2 separate regions of the Mus musculus genome follow, and region 1 is linked to region 2. The links are chromatin loops, found by intact Hi-C in ENCODE. Cell type or tissue: left cerebral cortex. All regions are shown on one strand. Links, peaks and the distances in the headings refer to the core of each region. The heading gives the core; the rest is flanking DNA.

Region 1 (8,334 bases), core at 249-8,248, 130 kb before region 2:
TAGTTTCACCATTACCTTAAACTCACTTCTTTTATTTCTCCCACCTAGGTTATTAATAAGTGTGTTGGCTCTTAGTCCCACCAAATTAAGTATTTTAAAACTCAGACATCACTGGAGTTCCTATTGTGGATAGTTTTGAGGAACAAATAATAAACAATGAAAATGAAACTCATCACCACTATAGACAACTGTTTACAGTTTTAATTCACTGCTATTAAAGAGGGGAAACTAACCCTGAAGAGAAACAACTCCATCCAATTCCTTAAAAACACACAAAACAAAATCCAAGTAAATTCAAATAATGCTAAGCAAAGAATATGGGTTTTGTGTGTGTGTGCGCGTGAGTGAAAGCTGGATGGATGTGATATATGTAAATTATTATTGTTGAAAATATGTACTGTAAACCAATACATTAAGGAAGTCCATTTAAATATTTTGTTAGCGATGTGAAGTTCAGGTGAAAAAGATCTTAAATTGTACTGTGGCTTTTTTTTTCTTTTAGCATCCATCTATGTTTACATACTCTGAAATTTAAATGACAAAATTCTTTGTTCCCAAAGGTCCCTGCACCACACTCCTTAAAAAGCCCTAAGGATCAACTATTTCTTCCCCTTATTTTTTCCTCCTCGCTGACTTTGTAAAACTGTGACTTCTTTGTACTTTCCTCCCTTTAGTGTAACTATGAGAGCCTGCTTCAATAACCTTACAGTATGTAATCTTAAGGGATAATAAGCTGAGAAATATTACGAAAGAACTACGAAGGGGAACATGTACTAACTCTTCTGTGTACAACAAATTCATTTAATGTTACCAAAATTGAAGAACCACTAAATGTATTCTTCCTATATGAGTTCACGAAGATGACAAAGATCCGTATAAAAATGAACTGCTACCAACTCCAATCATATTTAATGCCAGTTATAGTTCACAAATCAAGTACTTTTCTTGGAAAAATAGGGTCAGGCGCATTCTCGGAAGAGGGGAGAGCAGAATACTTAAGATGTGGTCCGAAGCCTCACTTCTTTAGTGAGTGTCAAGTCCCCTACATTTAAAAATAAATGGACACTGCCCCAGCTCCTCTTACTCAAAAGCACAACAGTTCAGAATGCAAATGTTTGCTGCATACATCATAAACAATAACCCCATGAAAAGTCTATACGGAGGTAAAACATTGTTAACCAATCATCTCGCCACCATTTTTTTTCCAGGATTACTGTTAAAAAAAAAAAACCCTCAATTATTAAAAAACTGAGACAAGGAAAATTATAAATTTACTTTTCTCTTCACCTATTTTAGGATATTTTTGTTGACATGTAAAATTCCTTTACTCCTCTAAGTTTATGAGACCCTTGGGTTGTATCCTACACAGTCAAAGCAAAGGGCAACCTATAGGCAATTTAAGAATATAAAATATATACCAGGTCATTAAACAATGCAATGAAAATGAAAGTCAAGTTCCTAAGATTGACCCATCCACCTGTTCCTGCAAGCCCCAAGTCTTCCCTCTCCACATGATGGGATACCTAAGAAGAGCAGCTTACACTAGAGAACAAGATAGTGGCCAAGGTGGGCACACTTCTCCCATTCTCACATGAATGCAGCCACTTTTCATTTCTATAACAAAACACTGCATGCTGGCACTCAGTTTTTTTGGTGACGTTTCTTTAGGTTTCCGTGTTTTCGTATCAATAACGTGCCACGGAGTGTGACTGTCCAACCACATAGACCTGAGGCCACAGCACAGCAGTGTAGCAAATACTACATATATCCTGTAGATTTTCAGCAAACGGGAGCCCAGGGAAGGTTAGCTGATAAGATGCCTGAAAAGCCATCTATACACTCTACTTCCTCTTGTAGCACAGGAGCCCAGGGAAGAAAGGCTGGTGGATCACACCCAGGCATATCTATGTCAAGTAAAAGTAATGCGACCACTACTCATGTCTTGCAATTCTTTGACTATGAATAGGAAAAAAACCACCTGAAAACACAACTAATGCGTTTTAGCGCTAAGTAATATCAAGTCTTCTCAATACTGGCAGCAAACAGTCCAGCTTCCAGGAAAGCTCCTCTTCTTTTAGTAGCAAATAAATAAATAACATTTAAAATTTCAGAACATCAACCTAAAGGTCACTGTATAACAGAAGAACAAGTTAACACTCCAGGAAGCTTGACTGGTACAGGAAAGGCACATCTTATGTTTCTGTAGCCCAAGGCTTACAGATATTATGTATAAACAAAAGTAGTCACTCTCTACTTCTCTGCTTCATTTAGCAAATGAAGGAGTTGAAAACTGAGAGCTAAGTGGTAAATAAAATCAAATACTTCCTCAATCTATTTTTGGGTGCTCTCGACAGAAAAACATGAAGATGTTTAGCAATCTTACTGCTTTATTAATCAAGTGTTTACAAGATTTGCCTCAAGAGAGATCCCATTAAGTCCAAATATAACAATATGAACTCAGGGGGAACAAACAGTAACGAAATTCACCGACTAAAAATTAAACAAACCACAGGACCGATGGCTTAAAACCAGACAAAATATTAAAATTTCCTACAGCACATTCTAAGATCTAATTACACCTAAAGCAACTTGCTTGCCTACCCATCTGAGAACACTAACCAAAGGAACTTGTTTACTAGGAAATGAAGCTAAGGCTGGGGGGGAGGGGGGGATGTGGCTCGTAGTAGAGCGCTTGCTTATCTGCCTTGACAAGAACCTTGGGTTCTATCCTACAGCAGAGGGACAAGAGAAACAAGAAAAGTTTTCTCTAAGAAGAGCAAAATAAAAGGTAAATAATTACAGGCACCTTTGATTTGTAAGTTTTTAGCCTAGTTGGTTCAGGAGCTATAGCGTGGAAAAGAAACTTGGAGGTTCGGCCAGGGGGAAGAGTCCCAAGCTGGATAGGGCCTACTGGGTTAATTTCTCCTGCTCACCTCTCCACTATCAGGAAAACTACTAAACTAACCCAAGGTGTGTCAGCCTGCTCGCCCCCTGCCTAGACGGCAGGTCAGCAGTCGCGGGCTGGCGGGGGTGACGCGGGCTGGCGGGGGTGACGCGGGCTGGCGGGAGCAGCGACTTCTGGGCTCGCGAGGGAAGAAAGTTCGCGGGAGCAGGCAGAGAGGAGTCCGCGGGCCGCGCCGGCCGGCGAAGTTGCGCCCTGGGCGGCTTCCGGACGGGCGCCCTCGCCCGCTCCTCCCGCAGCGGCCGCCTCCCAACTGCCTCAAGTCCGACGGCGCCTCCGCGCCCAACTTAGTTTCGGGAAGCCCAGCCGAGCGGCCGGGCCGGACAACAGGTGGGCAGCGGCGCCGCAGGCCCGGCCCCGGCAGGCCCGCGCCTCCCGCCCGCAGCCCTCCACCGAGGCCCCGCCGGGGAGGGGCGCTCGTTCTTACCTCCGCCATGTTGGCCGCGCCACCGGGTCACATCGCCGCGGCGGGTCGCGGCCAGAACCCGGATGTGCGCCTGGGCCGCGGGGCTCCCGCTGCCTTCTCCGCCGCCGCTTCGGCGGGAACGCGCAGGAGCCGCCCGAGCGCGCCACCACACCCCGCTCCGCCCCCTCGCGGCGCCCCGCTCGGCGGGACGGGAGGGGAGAGGCCAGCGGGCGCGCGCGGAGCAGGGAGCGCGCGATCCCGCGGCCGCCGTCCCGGGGGAGCGCGCGAGGGGCGGGCCCGGGCGAGCCCGGGGCAGTCCGCGCGCGAGGTCCGGAGAGGTCCCCTCAGGGTACTCACTTTGCAGGAGAAAAAAACCTCCTATTCTACCGGTCGGTCACTTCTGAAGTGCTTTTGCTGGGAAAGAGATGTTGCCTGGGCGCGACAGCAACACGAAACGCTCTGACAAATACTTCCCCTGGTGATTCCTAGCAAGAAAACTCCAACTCCCCCAAATTGGCCCAGCGCAAAGATGAAGAGTAGAGAACATTACATTTTCCTCACTTTTTGTGATGCCAGGAGCAACACAGCTCTGCCACGGATGAATTTTTGCACAAATATACAAAAGTTTCAAATGTAAAGTAATGCTCTTCTATGGATATGCCTACTTGACTGCACGGAGACAGAACGTACATATTTGCAATGCCTAAAATACTTGCAAGTAGAAAGTTTGTTTTAATGCACTGCTAACTGGCCTTGAGGTCCATACTGATAATGGCCAGGGCCAATGATTTATCTGGTTCCCTAAAGTAGATAATTTAGGCAGATATTAAAATGGGCAGTAAGTTTAAAAGCTTTTTTTTTGTTGTTGTTAAAGGCCAGCGTTTTTTCCGACATGATTAAGTTTTTCAAAAATGACTACCAAAAATCAATCAGTTAAATGATACTCATTACCTCTGAGGAATATACCATGGTTAAAAAAATCATTGCACAAATGTGTACATACAACTTTCTTAAACATCATACTTATAATGCACTTGGGAGAATGCTGATTTCTGAAATGATTTCTATTTCCTTAAAATTCTAGATTCCATCAAGCCTTTTCCCATTTCTTAACACTGGACATGAACTTGAAAGTCTTAAGCCCAATAACAATTTGTGCATGAATAAACTGCATGTATAGGTATACGAAGTAGCTGCTAAGTGAAAGGACATTACCTTGTAATTTGACAGGAAAAGAATCCAGAGACAGTCTGTAAACCAATTAAACATAAACATCTGATGCACATTTTCTACTGAAAGAAAAGCAAGGGAAAGAAGAGAAAGGAAAACTTTTAAGGTTCCCAAATCTACAAACAATTCTTACCATTTACTGCACTTGTTATAGTATTTTCACTTTATTTTAAAGATTATATAAGCTTCCTCCCCCCACAAATTCTTGGAGGGAAATAAATATTTTAGCACTGATACAGTTATATTAAGTTAAGGGACTACCTTGGACTTTTTAAAATGTCAGCTCTTATCCAAATAGTTCTCACTGGATGAAAAAACAAAAAAACAAACAAACAAAAAAAACCCTGAAGACAAAAACTAATGGATGTATGTGGGCACAGGTTAAAAATAATAAAGGGTTCAGGGGGCAGTTTGCACTAAAATATGCAAGGTAAATATATGTGGATTATTGCTGGCCACTGAAGGGAAAACTGGAGTATTGCTGAATTTTAGTATTATAGTTCAAGTTGCTTTAGTCTATTGAGTCTTTGATTCTTCAGTTAAAACATTAATAAAAATTTCAACTATGGTAAAGAGCAGACTCAAGATTCCTTAACTACTTACTGAGTGAGCCCTCAAAGTCAGAAAATCAGGCACTTATTGTTAAATGCCTTTAAACTGATTGATATTTCCAATCAATATTATTACCATCAAATGGCATTATCCTCTGTAGGGGAAAATTCCCTCTACATATTCCCTGTTAGAAAAATAAAGTGTTCTGGGGTGTTTCCTAGACATTCTAGCGATGAGGAGAAATAGCTTTAATCCTGTAGGTCACACGTAACACATTACTATTGAGCTCAGTATACTTGCATTTCATTCTCTCCACAGTCCCATTGTTCAGAGTCTAAGAAGCCACCTTCAGAAAAGCTATGTCCTTCTGGAAACCCTTCCTTACCCCCTTGGTATGTGTAGCAATTCACTAGCCCTATCTTGGTTAAGTAGGGCTTGCCATCCTCAGTCAGGTAAGATCTGTCAGGAAGTCCTGCTGCCAAGCTTTTCTGCCAGACTGTGTGTACAGGCTTCCAGAGACTCACTACACCTCTTGAAGAGGCTACCTACTCTTTTCACACACAGTCCAGATGCTTGGCTCATTCTCCCCTGCCTGCAAAGCTAGAAGTGACTTCTCCATCCATTTCACCCATCACTCCAGTTCTTCAGTACTCTGCCTAAGTCCACGAGGCATTCTCTTTGTATTCAGATGTAATCAGCCAAAATTTATTCTTGGGCTCACAAAAAAGAAAAGAAAACAAACAAAAAACATGTATCTGAAAGCAGGACATGGCAGAGTAAATGCGTAGGAAAAATTCACCAATAACCTGATCAAAATCATTAGAATTTATTAATGTGACATCCACTAATATCCAATGTAGTTGAGTCTGTTAGAGTTCTATATTAAAATGAGTTAAACTAAAAAATAAAATTGTAGCTAATTCCAACTTTTATGCAAGGTTTTTGGTTTCTAAAAACAAAGAAAAAAAGGGAATACTAGATTAGGCCTAATTAAACCTAAGAAGCCTCCTTATTTTGAGGAAAATTAATATTAATTTTTACCACGTTAAGCTACTCACAACTATTCTCTCCAGTAGTGTATTTTTTTTTCATGGCAATTACTGAATTCTCAATGCAAACATAAAATGAGGGCTTGGGGTAGAACTCAGTGGTAAAATACTTGCCTAGCATATGAGGCCCTGGGTTCAAGCTCCAATACTATAAAAAAGTTATTAAACAACTTACAGTAGCTATAAGGGACATATGTATGACAGTGCATGTATGTGTATGCATGCACGATGCACACACATGCATGCACTCACAAATACACACACACACACTCTCCCGAGATATCTAGTTGCTAACAAATATACTTAGGATCACAATTAGACTTCAATTAGTACTTCAACCAACAAAAACTACCTTGACAACTTACATTTGCCTAAGATATACAACCTTTTATTCAGCACCAACACCTGATTCAAAAACTAGTAATATGTCTGTGACTTCTAGGCATATCTGTTTATGCAACTCAAAGAGTAGCTCTCAAAGTACATCAAGAAATACATGTAACATTTTCAAGTCCACGAGTCCTCTTTGAAAACTATTTTCTGAACTCCTTCCTAAAACTTTTCTTAGGAAATACAGCCTACACTGTATGTGTGAAGACAAAGTACCTAGAATGGTGTTCTTCTTCAATGACCTCTGAACTTATCTTGACTTTAGTGGGCAGGACTACAGGATGCAAAGCACAGCAGCACATTACATATGGAGGCTCCACAACCAACAGAAATTATCTTTTCCTTTGTTCTTTTATTAATGCCATCCTAAAACACGTAGAGAAATTTGACCCTTCAAAGGATAGTTTGGGTTCCTTTCATAATCTTTTTCATATAATTTCATCCAGTGGCCTTATTTTATCATCTTATCAATATTTGCAAACTAGTTATAAATCTTAACGTTGCTGATGTCACTTTTATATCACCCAAAGTCTTGGAAGGGTTGGCCATTAGCACGCCTACAACACCAGCACAGACAATAATCATGTTTTTATTACATGAGGGAGCTTGCCTTTGCCCTCCCTTCATCTCCAGTCGTGCCCTTGCCTACCAGCATCACATCCGTCTTGTCTGCATTGAACCTCAACCAGTTGGTTCTTAACCACGTCCGAAACTCAGCCAGGCACTGGGAGAATCGAGCCACCACACCATCTGGATTAAAGGAAAGAAAGCCTCAGTAGCAAAGAGACAGAGACAGTTACCTCAAGCTCACTCAGTCTCACATTTTCAAAAGATGTCCCAGAACCAGGTCAACCGCCCCGTGGGAATTTCAGCAAAATGAAACAAAGATTGAGTCCTGCAATTTATAAGCAATGCTAAAGATTACAAAGAACCCAATAATTACATTTCTGTATTTCACCCATGATTTGAGAAAAGTCTAGTCAATTCCGGGTCATCTCCGTTAAGCGGTCTTAGAAACCTAGCTGGTCTTAAAATTGCCTAAGGTCTTCTGCAAAATTACAAAAATTGAGGTTTAATAGAAAAACTGAAGCCCTCCCCGGGAGTGGGGGAAGAGACTTGCCCAAGGTCACACAACATGCAAGGACCAGAGATGGGAACCAGGCCAGCAAGCATCTACATTACAAGCTAAAAGAATAAGGCCACTCGCGGGGGAGATAGGCACTGGGAGCGGCTGGTTCCCTGCAATGCTGTCTCTGAGTCTCTCGCCCCTCTAGCTCCCTCCGACAACGGCAGGTTGACCCAGGTTGCGCCTATCACCTCAAGGGATGCTCTGCTAAGAGAGCCAACCTCAACTGGCTGGACAGCTAGAGAAATCAGGGGCACAGAGGTGGAGCCACGGGGGAGTGGCCAGGAAGCCACACCCCTGCCGCGGAGCGAGGGCCGACCGAAAAGGGCGGGAGCTGGCCTGCCCGCCCCGCAAACTCACTCCGCAGCGTAATCCCGGCGCGCCGCGGAAGCGGCGAAGATTGGGCGCCGCCGCCGCCACCGCGAAGGCCGAAAGACCGGGGAGGGGCGGGGCGGAAACTACGCATGCGCGCCAGACGGCAGCGCCTCCAAGCCGCCAGCCCTCCCGGTACACTCGGGCAGCCCCGCCCCGGAAGTTAGGAGTCTTCCGGGCGGCGCTCTCCCGTGGGGGGAGGGGAAGTGGGGAAAAGGAGACTGCGAGCGCCCCTGGGGCCCCGGTT
Region 2 (8,334 bases), core at 6-8,005:
AGAGCATGGTACCATTCTGGCTGCCTTTGTCAGGATGCATCTTTGTGGGGGTGATTCCACCCTCTTCCTTCTAACACCTGCTTTTCTCAGTTTCCTGCTGTGTTTGAAGTAGCAGCCAACCAGTTAGGCCATTGTGGCTACAGGTGTTGTGGGCAGCACCAGAGATGATAGTCGGCTTCTGCCTATGAAACCCGACCACACGTGTGCAGAAGCTTGTGACTCTGTGACGAGTCTATGTACCTAGCGTTACTCATGTGCATCTCAAAATACCTCCTCTCAGCTGTTTTATTTGATCTTTTCAACGTCCTTTGATGCTGTAAAGAAGTCATCATTCTCTCCATTTTAGAGAGAAGAAGAAACGAGGCCAAGGACTTACTGTCACACCTGTAGGGAAGGCTGTCTTTGATTTCAAATATTTCATCTATCTGGCAGTAGAAAAGCTTAATGTGTGCTTACAGCAGACAGAATAAGAAGGGGGCAATGACTAGTGGAAGTTGTGGCTGCGATTCAGATATACGTGTGTGCAGTGTGCAGCATGCACGAGGCATTGGCGTAAGCCTTTGCTGTCTTCTGGTATCATACTGAAAATTCACAGGAAACAGAGTTGATGCACAGTTCATATCAGCTGGCTTTAAAATACAAAGGGAACAACCACTCTTGCTACTGTTCTTAGGGTCATTAAAGTCTACTAGCCAGTGCACCCTGTGCTATTATTGGTATGAAAATGACGTCTACTGGGGAACTTTCAAAAACCAGGGGTTGAAGTCTGACGTATAGATTAGAAGTTTTAGAGGCTGGTCTGTTTTTGAATTGTTAAAGATGGTTTCTCGGAGTCTTGTTTTGCATCTGTATGTATTTGTGAGTGTGTAACTGTGTATATGTATAGGCGTATGTGTGTGTGCATAAGTGTGTATTTGAATGTGTGAGTGTATAAATGTGTAGGTATAAGCGTGTGTTTGTGTGTGGGTGTGTGCATGCAGATGCATGTAGAAGCCAGAGGTTGATGTCAGCTGTCATTCTTGATCCTCTCCACCTTGCTGAAGCCTCCTGAGTCATCCAGGCTGGCTAGCCAGCTTGTTCTGGGCGTCCCTCTTCTTTGCTTTCCCTGCCGGTCCCCTGGTGTTACAAGGTAGTTCTCACATCCATCTGGCTTACCCCAGTTCTTACACTTGTGTAGCAAGGGCTTTACCTGCTGGGCTTCTCCCAAGCCTCTAGTGTCTTTTTCTTTGCACGGTAATCATGTAAATACTGTATGCTCTTTGTAAAACATGCAAAACACATGGAAAGGTGCAGAGTAAAATTACCTTACTAACCAGAGTGCTTAGGTAATGACTGTTAGTATTAAAAGAAGGTTTTCAGATATTTGATTTTACATTCATAATCCTATTTTGCTTGACACTGCATCTTAGTCAGAGTTAAAATATTAGCTTAATATACAAACATTTTGCATTTCCCTTAACCATTTCTTCTCCAGACCATTTAAATTGCTCCCAGTATGTCACTATTATCAGGGAACTTTGAATTAACATGTGGTAGGCATTGTCAGTTTCTTTCCAGTGTTGCTCATCTCCTTTCTTGGTAACAGAGCCCTAAATGGTGGGAACATTTCTGACTAAAAGAACGGCAAATTCTTGGTCCCTTTTTGTGCAGCTGAAGTTCTGTGGCTTACAAACCAGTGTGATGCAGCCAGCACTGACTGGGTAGGAATTTGAGAACGATTTCTCAGAACAAAACAACACAAGAAAACCCCAAACCGACAAACGTAAGTTAACCAGTAGGAGCTGGTCTTCAGTTTCCTCCATGACTAAAATGAGTGACGGAGGAGGGCAGGATCCCAGAGGCTGCTTGATTCCTAGACTGGATAAGAACAGCAGTGGCCTAGGTCTCTGAACTGCCCTTCTTTTATGTAGGAAAAAAATTCCATTTGGCTTAGGAGACTGTTTTGTATTTGTTTTAAAATGGTATTACCAGGAACATTAGATGTTACTGATAGACACTGTTGAAACAGACTCCACTAGAAGATCAGTGGGGTCAGCTGTGTGAAGGGAGCTTGCTGTCAGTTTTGTTGGGGGAGATGAGGCCTAGCGAAGACCCTAGCTGCTTTACTAGAAGCCTGGCTGCCTTGATCACAGAGAGGAAAATGCCTGGGTAACCTCTTGCTTTCTTTTTGCCTTTTCAAGGCTGACCATGTCTCCAGTGGACTACAACTTCAGGAAGCTTTTTTTTTTTAAAGTTTAACTTTATAATTTTTAAAGTGGTGTTTGTGTATGTATGTATGTGTGTGTGCATGTCCTCAGGTGACCATGGAAGCCGGAGACATTGGGTCCCACTAAAACGGCAGTGGAAGGTGGCTGTGAGCTGATGTGGGTGCTGGGAACTGAGTTTGGCTCTTCTGGCAGACCAGTGCGTGCTCCATTTCTCCAGCCTGATTCTTTTTTACTTTTGAGCTTCGTGTTTATGTTTGTTTCTTTTCCAGATTGAAGACTGTAGTGTGTTGAATGAGAATGTTGCTCAGAGGCATTCGAACCTCTGGCCCCCAGCTGGTGGCAGTGTTAGGGGGAGGTTGAGGAGGTCTGGCCTTTGGTGGAGGAGGCCTGTCACTGCTGATGGGACTTTGAGAGCTAAGGCCATACTCACACGTTGTTCTCTCTGCTCTGTGCCTGTGCTCCATGACGTAAGCTTTCAGCACCCTGCTCCAGCCGCTGTGCCTGCTGCTTGCTCCCATGTGTCTGTGCCATGATGGATAGTTACCCCTCTGGAACCACAAACTCAGATAAACCTGCCCTTCTATAAGATCAAGGTGTTTTAGCACAGCAACAGAAAAGGAAATAACTCAAGGATAGGAGGTAGGGCTTCCCTGAGGCTAAGCAAGCCCCTTACTCATCCTAAAGAGCCAAGGTCTGATAGTTATAGGTTAGCATGTGAGAGACTGGACATGGAGAGCTGGAAGAGAATATGGAGCCAGGCAGTGGTGGCACATGCCTTTAATCCTAGCACTTGGGAGGCAGAGGCAGGAGGATTTTTGAGTTCAAGGCCAGTCTGGTCTACAGAGTGAGTTCCAGGACAGCCAGGGCTATGCAGAGAAACCCAGAAAAAAAAAAGAAAAGAAAGAGAATACAGAAAATTTAAAATATATTCCTCACTTGAGTGATGGGTGACTTAAGAGGTATTAACAGTGGTTGCAGCATGAGCAAGAAACATGGAAGTATAATATGGGCTAGTTATATTTTCCTTTTACTTTTATTTTCTGTGTTATTTTTATTTTTGGTAGCTGGATCTTTAGTCTACAGGTATGTCTGTGTGAGTCATGCGAACTCTTGGTGCCCACAGAGGCCAGAAGAGGGTGTCAGATCACTTGGGGCTGTGAGCTGCCTTATAGGTGCTGGGAAGCAAACCCTGGTTCTTTGAAAGAGCAGCCAGTGTTTCTTGCACTGAGTTATCCCTCTAGCCCCTTGGTACAGTTTTTAGAAATTGAGGAGTTCCTATATTTTAAAAGCATGGGCTTATCAATGAAGTCCAGAACACTGGCTTACACAAAGAGGCTCGAGGCATTTGTATTGCTAAAGACAAGCACGTGATCTGCTTATTAAATGCATTTAAGCTTTCAACTGCAGGCATAAATACAATAAACATATTGGCTACATGTCCCAACACTACAAGTGGATGAAGTCCAGTTCTGTGATCCAACCTGCCGAGCTAATCCTTTCCGACACCTAGTCTCATTGCCTAGAGAATGCTGCAGTCAATCTTATCTTAATTAATTGAGACAGTGTCTTGCTGTGCAGTGCTGACTGGCTTGGGGTTTGCTCGGTAGACGAGGCTGGCCTCCAACTCTCTGTGATCCTCCCCACCTTTGTTCCTCAAGTACTGGCATCAGGCATGTGCTGAGAATCTGATCTAAAAACTGGTGTAAGCATTCAACAAACACATTCACAGTAGGGGAAAAGAGAAAAGAGAAGTATATCTTATATAAAGGTATTTTAAAATCAAAATATGTATAGTTTCATGTAAAAATCCAGGCTGTGCTTGGAAGTACATGAGCTACTTTTGAGGACAGAATTGTATTCAGGTTTCTTGAAATAAGAGTTACTGTTGAGAACAAACATAAATTCCTGGGCTTTGTAACTGGTGGCCACCCATGTCCATAAGAGGGCCTTCAGGAAGGATGGGGAAGCGCGTCATTAAAGTCATGTGCTGCCCTCTAGTGGATAGATAGACATTGCAGTGCACAGAGAAAAGAAGGCTATAGGTTCTGTGGGTTTTTTTGTTTTTGTTTTTTTTTAATTTTTAAAAAAGCTTTTAAACAAAAATTTATGGCCTATGATGTGTCAGAGTCCAGAGTGATGGTCACACAAAAGATGCATTTAAAATTAAATATGCTCCTGGAATATGATATATAGAGAAAGATACAATATACAGAGACTTGCTTAACTGGGGACTAAGACTATCTATGGATTTTTTTTCCCCTTCTGATTATGTTTAAAACCTAAAGCATGCCAGCTCATTTCCTAGCAGTAAATGGTGCGTCTTTGTGGAAGTCATGCAGTTTCATGATATCTTATCCCAATTGGCCTATCTTTTTAGAAGGCTATAGTGGAAACAGAAGTTGAAAACCTTCACAAATTAAAGAAATGAGAAAACAGTAGAAGGTATCGTCTTGTGGGAAGCTTTTTTTTTTTCCCCAAGAGTAAGGGTGTTTTTCGAAGGACACAGAATATACCTACCTCCCATGAACAGTCAAGCCCTGGACTGACAGATGTAAAACCTAGCACAGGAGACTGGCAGAACAATCATAGGTGTGGGTAAAAGCGCAGGGCCAGCTCTTGACGTGGTGGGCTACTGTTCATCTGAGAGGAACGGAACTGATGGTCAAGGCCAGACGATAGACATCTCCTGCAGGGCCTGAAGGAGGCATGGTTTCAAAGCCACACTGCAATCAGGAGAGGTGATGCTGGATGTGTTTGAGGCCTGGCTATGTCACATGACTGTGACGTCATTAACGAGGGGTGTGGCCAGCCCTGCCATATTTCCAGTGCAGAGGAAACCCTTACTCTCCTCCTTGTTCTTCCTTCCTTCTTCTCCCTTCCTTTCGTTTTTGGAATAGATGCAAATGGACTTTTTCAATAAGAAAGCTAAAATAAAGCTTGCTTTGTACCAAACACTTGAATAAACACTTTTCCTAGGTTGTAAATTCATCTTACAAGTCACTCCGGACTTACTATATAATGGACTTGTAAGCAGAATTTATTTTAGAGCAAAAAAGACTTAATTACTTAAGAATTCACATAATGCAATAATAACTGCTCACTCACTGATCAAAATAGTCCATGAAGGACAGTTTTGTGCGCAGGTGCTGTTCTGTCTTTGAGATGTCATACTAGGAGATATGAAAGGAATTAAGCTGTCTGCCTCTACAGAACTTAATGTTTTATTTTTATTTTATTTATTTATATATTATTAATGTCCAGATGATGTGTGCACTAAACAGCTGGATCTATTTTTATTCTCACTGCCCTCAGCAATGTTTGCTATTCTGTCTGCCAGCATTTTGCTATCAGCACGGGTGTAGAAGACACCTTGCTCTAAGTTACGCATCTCTGGTTTTCCAGTGTGCTTGTGTAGCTCTTCTTACTCTGCTTGGCCTTTAGACTCCCCTTGTGGGCACTGCCATCTCCTCTGACTCTATTTAAAACTGGCTTCCCCTTTTATTGTTAACATGCAACGCTATACCTGTGGATAGATATTCTAGCAGTTCTCTAACTATATTATTATATACGTTGTGAAAATACTTCATTTTGTTGATGTTCTACTTACCAAAAAAGTTTTAGTTTTCTTTTGTGGTTTATGTTTTCGTGTTGGGATTCGTAGTGTGTAATTACGACCCCAACGCTTGGGAGGCTGAGGTGGAGGCGTATGGATTCAAGATTCAAGGAGAGGATGGGGCGGTGGCAGCAGTGCTGGTGGTCTGTAGTGCGTGGGGGCGGGGCTTCCTTACTCGCAGTCCAGACAGGCTCTCCTATGCTTTTTTCTACCTGCTTTACGCTTTCCAGCTTCCCATTCTCTGCCTTCCTTCTGGACTATGCCTGTGTAAATGGTACCAGGTACCAGACCTGCTTCCTCTCTAAAACCATCTGTCAGACACAAGAACTAAAAGCCCTCAAAAATCCAAGGCTATAGTGGCTCTTTTCTCAGAGCTAAGGGGGCAGTTGTGAGGATTACTGAAAATTCCAGGCCAGTCTGATCAACATATTGAGTTACAAGCTAGCTTGTCTTAAACAAACAAACAAACAACAAACAACAAACAAAAACAAAAACCCCCATCATTTCCCCATTTATGGAAATAACTTTAGGTAAAATAGAATTTCCTCTATTCAATATATATATTTTGTCTGAGAAGCACATCGAGGCTGTCACATTTTCCTGTGGTTTCACTTGGAAAGTGACATTTTATCTTCTCCAAGTCTCTCTCTCACTCTCTCTGTCTCTCTGTCTCTGTCTCTCTGTCTCTCTCTCTTTCTGGGACTACGCTGCATTTCAGCTCGATGCAAACTTCAGTATAACACATGCTATCCCTTTGGTATTCTGTCTCCTAGCCTTTCCCATCAGGGATCCAAAGAAAGGATAGCCCAACCTAATTTCTGATGCACAGGCTCATGGCTTGGAATCCTGGAATAAATTAGTCCATGTCAATTTACTTGGCCCTGCTTGTTTACCTGAGCAGGTTTGCAGGTTTGCACAAAGTTCACGAGGGTTGCATTTTCCATCATTCACTGAAATACCCAGTGGACTGTGAAGGAGTTCCCAAGTAGCTCTCAGTTTGCTGGAACAGCAGTGATCTCTACGCTAGACCCCTCTGGTATTCTGCACGCCTAATACATGACACAGTAGCTGACGGGTACTAGAGGCTCCCTGGATCTTGAGTAAATAACACAGGGAAGTCAACATAGTGTGGCTGACCTGCTGTGCTGGGTGCCTTCAATACAGTTCTGTGGGGAATGGTGGGGTCCACACATGGTTTTTGTTCTGTGGCATCGTGAGAACTTTGCTTTGAGGCAAAAGAAAGACCGTTTAGTCTTTGTTCTTTGCCCAAACCCACAGTAGAGCTGCTAGCTTTGGAGCTAATATGTCCAGATAGCTTGCCGCATTAGCTGGAGAAAGTGACTCAACCTTGTGCCTTCTGTTTCCATTTTAAGGACCAGTGATGACAGCATCTGTGCAAATGCTGTTCAATGTCTACCTGAGGGTGAGGTTCCAGCAAGTAAACCATCAGCATGAATGCCTGCCTGGACTCATGCGTGAAAAACACAAGATCTCAGTGAACAAGGGAGCCATGTGCAAATTACACACGGATTTGCCACTTTCTGTGCAATGAAAATATGCAGGTAATAAAAGACTTCTTTCTATTTGCTATCTTGGTGGTTTTAACATCTCAACCTGCTTGAGCTGCTGTTTCTTTATTTGGAAATGGGGATGATGCCTGCACCTGTTTAGTAGAGAAGATGTTGACCAACATTTCTGGAAGAGGTCCAAGAGTGGGACTTTGGGGTTTGCCTGCCCTATGCTTTCTGTTGCTGCTGTGGGTAGACGCTGCTGCTGCTGCGATCGCAAAGCCGCTGGAGACACTGCATTGAGCAGGCAGGCCATGCTCTACAATCCATAATTTATGGACAGTGAAATTTGGATTTCTATCAATATTTGCATGCCACAAAACTGTACTCTTTTAAATTTTGTTTTCAGCTATGAAATAACCGCTCCTAGCTGGGAAACCATAGCCATCCGTGTTCCAGACTAGACTTGGTGCTTGGTCATGGCTTGCCAGACCCTGTTATTGGAAACTTCCTGGAAGCAGAGCTGAGACTGATGCTAAAACCTCAGCGAATGTTACCACCTCTCTTCTAATAAATTGTTTAGGTGAAAAGTCAAGTTCAGATTTCCCAGTGGGGTAGATAAAAACAGAGAGTGGAAAGTCATGTACCCAGATGTGTGTCTTAGGATAAGGGGGCCTAGCTTAAGAGGTTTTATTTTGCTGCTGGGTACAGTGGGGTCCTTCTTGATCCAAGCTACACAAAATAACTAACGACTTTATGACCAGCCTGAGCAGCAAAAATACAGCCTTAAAGAGATGCTTCCTTTTTCTTTCAGAAAACATTAAAAATATATTATAAATTATAACTTGAACAAACAAGATCCAATTCTGAAAACAGATGACAGTGGCAACGCTGAATACACACTCAGTCTTCCTCTCATGACACAGGAGGCGTTCACACATTTATCAGGATGACAGTTAGACATCAGTCACAATTCAGAGAACTGAAGACATAAAAATCAAGACGA

The links. Hi-C counts contacts between places; a loop is a spot of excess contacts. Peaks named below come from ENCODE experiments on the same cell type or tissue, not always from the same donor. Only the 100,000 strongest peaks of a DNase experiment are listed, where the experiment ranks them.
Region 1: a loop joins it to region 2, with 2.5 times the contacts of the local background. A loop is called at or near these places in 4 of 42 quality-filtered maps.

What each region holds. Positions count from the first base shown.
Region 1 is chr4:103,114,565-103,122,898 of GRCm38, reverse strand. Mier1 (MEIR1 treanscription regulator) reads right to left here and starts at 3,509. Exons shown (of 13, transcript NM_001039081.2): 1 at 3,390-3,509. The coding sequence starts at 3,398. In left cerebral cortex, for the core only: a CTCF peak has its summit at 3,399; DNase peaks (open chromatin) are centred at 3,488, 3,829, 7,411 and 8,180; H3K4me3 peaks cover 3,145 bases; H3K27ac peaks cover 1,941 bases.
Region 2 is chr4:102,982,977-102,991,310 of GRCm38, reverse strand. It overlaps Tctex1d1 (Tctex1 domain containing 1), which reads right to left and starts at 4,932. Exons shown (of 5, transcript NM_001163767.1): 1 at 4,725-4,932; 2 at 2,638-2,755. The coding sequence starts at 2,738. Gm12709 (predicted gene 12709) reads left to right here and starts at 1,556. Exons shown (of 4, transcript NR_040444.1): 1 at 1,556-1,762; 2 at 7,194-7,382. In left cerebral cortex, for the core only: a CTCF peak has its summit at 4,208 (motif pointing left); a DNase peak (open chromatin) is centred at 4,188.